2 separate regions of the Mus musculus genome follow, and region 2 is linked to region 1. Evidence: chromatin loops called from intact Hi-C (ENCODE). Cell type or tissue: gastrocnemius. All regions are shown on one strand. Links, peaks and the distances in the headings refer to the core of each region. The heading gives the core; the rest is flanking DNA.

Region 1 (2,909 bases), core at 217-2,716:
TTTGTAGCTTTTGTGCTGTGACCAAGCTGAGAGTTTGACTTCTCTTCCTTTGATCCTGTCCTCATGGGTGGTAGAGGAGAACTCTGTTTAGTAACTTAGGTCTTTGGGGAGTTGAATCAAATGCAAAGTATCCAGTGAAACACCAATAATAAATCTCTGTTATCTTTGTTTCATAAATGTGAAGATTATTACTGAGCAAAGGAAAAAAAAAGGAAGTTGGTTTTTTTTTTTTTTTTAATGAGACAGGGTCTCTTTGTGCAGTTCTAGTTGCCCTGGAACTGTGCCACTACTTCTGGCAAAAAGTTGAAACCTACTTTTATTAAATAGTAGGTAGTGCTTTTAATTTTGTTGTTGTTGTTGTTTTGTTTTTCGAGACAGGGTTTCTCTGTATAGCCCTGGCTGTCCTGGAACTCACTTTGTAGACCAGGCTGGCCTCGAACTCAGAAATCTGCCTGTCTCTGCCTCCCAAGTGCTGGGATTAAAGGCGTGCGCCGCCACTGCCCGGCTTCTGGCAGACTTTTAAGTATAACTATTTTAAAGTAATAACCAGCTAGGACATTCTATACTGTGCCTACATTTAGATTATATTTTTTTCCTAACTTGTAACAGAAAGCAGCAAAGAGCTAGAAATTTCAGAAATTATCTTTCCCCCTATGGAATCCTGAAAACTCATATTTAAGCCAGGCATGGTTCTAAATAAAGGTTATGCTTTTACTTCTTGAACTTGTAGGCAACCGCAGGCAGATCTCTGAGTTTGAGGCTAGTGTACAGAGAGTTCCAGGGCAACCAGGGCTATCACACAGAGAAACCCTGTCTGGAAAAACAAACAAAAAAACCCAACTCATATTTAGGTCAAGTAAAAGTGAAGCCTTCAAGGCTCAGTGGGGTTGGGGATAGGGGTAGCGAGGATACAGAACAGTTTATCTGTTTAAAACATGAAGTATTTTTGATTTCACAAAGTTCTTATAACTTTAGCATCTTCTTTTTCGTGGCCAACCTGTCATCTGAAAAGTATTGGTTACAAAGCACTAGGTTTATTAAAACAAAACGTTTGCCAGGTGACACAAACTCCTTTAATCCTAGCACTCAGAAAGCAAGGGACTGCAAGTTCGAGTACAGCATAGTCTGCGGGGCAAGTTCCAGGCCAACCCAAGGCTACACAAGTGAGACACTGTCTCTGAAAAGAAAAAATAAAACTGGGTAAGGATATCATGTACTCTTAACTGTTGGTGTCAATATTCAGCAGCAGTCTTTGCATGTACTTGATCAGCACTGAAACTGCTATAGGTAGGGAGGACTTTGCCAAAAGCCCATTTGGCAGGTTTAACTGTTCTTTCTCCACTGGCCACTAGGTTGCGCTAAAAGATGCAGTGCAACGTGCACGATTTAATTTGTAAAAATAAGGGTTATCACGTGACGAGGCAGAGCATTAATACTTTATTTCACATTAATCTTCTCTCCTTAGTCCTCGCTCCCAAGACCTTTTAGAGCGGAACCCTAACAAATCCCATCTGGCAAGCCTTTCCTTGACTCCATCACAAAAGCTCCCTAGTTCTTCGCCTGGAAGATCCGTTCGACATGGCGTCATCAAACCAGTAGTGAGAACTCCTAAACTGGGGTTCCTGCTAAAAAAAATACGCCGCCAGCCCCCTAGGTAAGACCCTATTTTGAGGTTTATCGGGAGGGGACTGAGCCTGACGAGGCTGCAGGGCCGCGAGGCCCCGCCCCCCCCACTTCCCAGCGTGCCCTGCGCGGAGAAATACGCGGAGGCGAGGGCGGGGCGAAAGAAAAGACTGGGCGAGACTCAGGGAGGGGTGGAGCCAGAAAGGGGAAGGGAGGGACGGGGGAATGGGCGGGGCTACTGGAGGAAGCGACTGGGCGGAGTGGGGACGGGCTGGGAATGGGCGGAGAAAGGGAGCGGCCATAGGGGGCGGAGCAGAGGAAGGGTGTGGTATTATGGAGGAAGAGGTGAGGCAGGGAGGCTCGGAGAGAGGGGCGGGGCTAGTAGTAGAGAAGCGTATCGGTTTTGCGACAGGGGCGGGGCGGGGCGGAAGCGGAAGTGGAGGGAGCGCTTGGCGGCGGCGGCGGGAGCTGCGGAGTCGGGAATCAAAATAAAGGGCCTGGGGGGGGTGGGGGGTAGGCGGCGGTGTCGGAATGTGAGCCAAGAAGGAGCTAGTGGCTGAGGTGAGTCCTCTGTCAGTGCCGGGACTCCACTAGGGCGTACCGGATGCTCTGATCAGCAACGTAGCTGGTCTGGAAACGACGCCTTTTCCCCCCTCAGACTGATGCTTCTGGGATTGAAGGACCGGGACTGGGACTTGCCGAAGGGGCCGTGCGAAAAAGTCGCTCTCCAGTGCTCCCCCGGTCTCTTCCGAGGCGTTTAGTCCCAGCTGGCGCTTGTCTTCCTGCTCGCTCCCCGGCCCTCCAGGTGTCAGTAGCAACCTTCGCAGGATGTGCAAAGTTGGAAAGTTGAGAAAAAGGACAGTTGTGTGGCTGAGTCCCTTATTGTTTTTTTGTTTTTGTTTTAATAGCCACTTTGGATGCAGTTTCAGTTTCAGCCACCTCCCCAATTAATTCTAGCACGAACGTGGTGCTTTCTAGTTGCACTAGTATCTTTTGGACTTTCCAGGATCTTTCTGTTTTGCATACAAGGAAATTGTCAGCTAAATGGTCTTTCTTCACCTTCAGTGAGCTCTACATTTGTCCAGGGTCATTTATTGATATTTGTGAGGCACAGTTGAGTTGGAAGGTTGGGATACCGTATATTCACATACAGTCAATATTGTTATGGAATTTATATTCTATTGGAGAAAAAAGAGTCATTTTAGTTAAAAGGTAGAAGACGAGCAAATACATAGGACTGGGAGTTTGTGGCAGGGGGGAGGTCATTTGGGAAATAATTCATCCTC
Region 2 (2,879 bases), core at 1-2,500, 1.1 Mb after region 1:
TTCGCAGCGACTTGGAACTGTGTAGGTGCCCCGCATCTCCCCCCTGGGATCTTAATTCATTCCCTTTCGTGCCCTGTTTAAGATCTGCATGGGCTCGGAGTCCCTGCAACCGTACAGCTCCGCGTTCCTACCGCGCCGATCTCGCATCGGATGTCCCCCAAACCCTTGGGTCTACCCATCCCGCAGTCGCACCTCCTCGGCCGGCTGCGTGTTGAGCACCAGCACCAGGCAGGCCGGGTGGCAGTGAAGCCGCAGGAAATGGTAGAGGAGCCGGTCGGTGCCGAGTCCGCGGGCACACACCACCAGCCCGTCGCTGTCGAGCAGTTCCAGCACCTGCTGCCTCTCGTACTCCAACAGCGGCGCCATACTCCGCCGTTCGCCCGACAGGCCTGGCTCCATGGGCGCCCTTCCGGGACCGCGGCCGCACGCTGACGGAAAGAGCCGAGTCCAGCCGAACGCTGGCCGAACGCAGGGAGAGACGCCAGGGCCGAAGGAGCGCAGAACAGATGTAACTGCAATGGCCGACTGAGAGAGGCCGGATGTAGCCGAAGGGAGCCGAGTTCAAGAGAGCCAACCGATTGTAGCCGAAAAGGAATCGAGGCGGGGACAAGTGTGGCCGGAATGTGCCCGAGCCCAGGGCAGGTCTACCCGAACTCAGCCGAGAGGCGCAGAAAGCGTTAGCGCGCGTGCGCGCGCGTGTGTTTAGGTTCCCCATCCTTTGGCTCTCTAGACCTAGGCATAAACTAACAAAATGCAAACAGAGAAGTCTAATCCGCGTAATCCTCCAATACCGACAGTTCAGAATGTTGCTGTCAGTATTCCAAGTGCATCCAGAATCGACATCGTTTTCCTAGTGTGAGGGTTTTGTCTCTACTTTTGCAAGTATTCCTCCCCCTCCCCGCCTTGAAAATTTTTAATAAGCACAATACCTTATGAGTTTCAGTCTCTTGTTTGCAAAGGTCTTGAACTCAGTAAGTTATTTTACAAAGCCTCCATCAGGTGCCAGTTGCAGCCGCGTTCCTTCCACTAGAGGGACATCTTGGGTCGTGTTTGTAACTACCTAAAAAAACCTCCAGGTAAGCAATCTAGGAGGCATTCTCTCTCAGAATTCTCCATTCCCCTTTATTTTCAGCCCATACGAAATACAAATGAAGGCAAAATAGGATTGTTCCATTACTCAGGAATAACCATGGTTAACAACATACTTTTGCGTGCCCCCTACCCTCTGCCGCTGCTCAGTTTGTGCGGCTGCTTGCCTGCTTAATTATATGAAATAATAAACAACCAAGATTCGAAACCAGATTTTTGGTTTCTCCAGGTGGGACAGGCTATCTCACTTGTTGAAGTAAATTCAAGGCCAGCCTGAGCTAGAGATGGAGACCTCCAGCACAAATATAAAGGGTGTTAGGATGTAACTTAGTGGTAGATCCTGAGTTCCGTCACAAATTTTCCCTAAATCTCTGTCCTTTATGTGGCTGGGTTTTCTGTAATGTGGAGGCATATACTTGTCTAGTTACTGGAGAACGTTTAGTTGGCTCCCACTCCTCCCACCAGCACGCAACATAGCATTTCACTAGCTTAGTTCATACAGAAGTTCACTCAAACCCTCAAGGTACGTTTCTCGAATGGACGATTAGTGGGAGAAAAAGGACACATTTATTTGAGTTTGCTCGACCTTCATTACATTGCCTTCCCGTTTACCAATCTCCCTTCACATCAGCCGCTGCAAGTGGATTTGTTTTCTCTCTCTCCTCTGCTTCTTCCAGCGTTTTCCTTCTGTCTAGTCACAGTTAAAAGAGCATCTAATAATTTCTGCATCTTCCTGAAGTGGACAGAGATGCCTGCAGACGCTTTCCGCGCAGCATGTCTGGGAGCCAGGAGATAATGCCTGCAGTTCAACAAGCCGGTTATATAATCAGGCAAGGCCACAGAGCTGGATGGTATGTTTCTTAGCGTTGGTTCAGGGTACAGTAAGTAGTTACTCAGCACACATTCAGAGGTGGGTGTGTGGGTGTGTGGGTGATTCCTCCCAGGTTGTGGCAGGCAGAATAATGCAACCCAAAGATTGAATTCCCAGAACCTATTATTTTTCATGGCAAAGGAGACTTCACAGATGTCATTGAGCTAAACTCTTGAGATGGAGAAATGATATTGACTTATCCAGGTATGCCCAATATAATCATAAAGATGTGCTTAGGGGCAAAGGAGAGGCAGGGGACTTAGCTTCAAAGGGGACTGTGAAGGAGAAACTAAGGTCAGAATGAGGTAGAAAGTGCCAGGAACAGAGCGTTGAGGAGCTGAGGAACTCCTGCGTTCTCCCTTGGGAAGCCAAGACGTATCCCAGCCACCCCCAACAACCCACTGTTGGGGGACGTTGCATTTTTGTTATTTTAAACCTCTGTGTTTATGGTGCTTTGTTGCAGCAATAATGGGAAAGGGATGTACACGCTTTTCTTATTTTGACCACACTGAACTTTGAAGATGAAGTTCTCCGCTTATCCAAACAAACAAACAAGCAAGCAAATGAATAAAACTGCAGATAGGACCGTTCGAGGGAGAGGTTATTTTAGAAGGTCAAGGTTTATTGAAAATTCAGGCGTATACAGAGTGACAGGGGTGTAGCTCAGCGGAGGAAGCGCTTACTGTGAAAGCCTGGGTACCTGTGTGTGGTCCCTAGAATCCAGGCGAGAGATTGCACTGGAGACTGCAGCTTTGTTCCTGGGAGACAGTGACACTCCCTGGGGCTTGCTGACCGGGCCAGTGAGAGAGCATATCTCGAACACAAGGTAGCTGTCATGATGGCTTAGCTGGTAGAGATGTTTGGCATCTAAGCCTGCTGACCTGAGTTTGATCTCAGGAATTAACATGCTGGAAGGAGA

The links. A loop is a pair of places that touch in the nucleus more often than their neighbours do. Peaks named below come from ENCODE experiments on the same cell type or tissue, not always from the same donor. Only the 100,000 strongest peaks of a DNase experiment are listed, where the experiment ranks them.
Region 2: a loop joins it to region 1, with 7 times the contacts of the local background. A loop is called at or near these places in 3 of 42 quality-filtered maps.

Annotation. Positions count from the first base shown.
Region 1 is chr16:14,158,419-14,161,327 of GRCm38, reverse strand. Marf1 (meiosis regulator and mRNA stability 1) reads left to right here and starts at 2,054. Exons shown (of 27, transcript NM_001081154.2): 1 at 2,054-2,184. Mir484 (microRNA 484) reads right to left here and starts at 1,702; the gene lies at 1,636-1,702. In gastrocnemius, for the core only: a CTCF peak has its summit at 1,354 (motif pointing right); DNase peaks (open chromatin) are centred at 1,365 and 1,887; H3K4me3 peaks cover 1,512 bases; H3K27ac peaks cover 1,843 bases.
Region 2 is chr16:13,107,455-13,110,333 of GRCm38, reverse strand. Ercc4 (excision repair cross-complementing rodent repair deficiency, complementation group 4) reads right to left here and starts at 598. Exons shown (of 11, transcript NM_015769.2): 1 at 193-598. The coding sequence starts at 399. In gastrocnemius, for the core only: no CTCF peak of the experiment used is centred there; DNase peaks (open chromatin) are centred at 487 and 1,014; H3K4me3 peaks cover 1,276 bases; H3K27ac peaks cover 1,320 bases.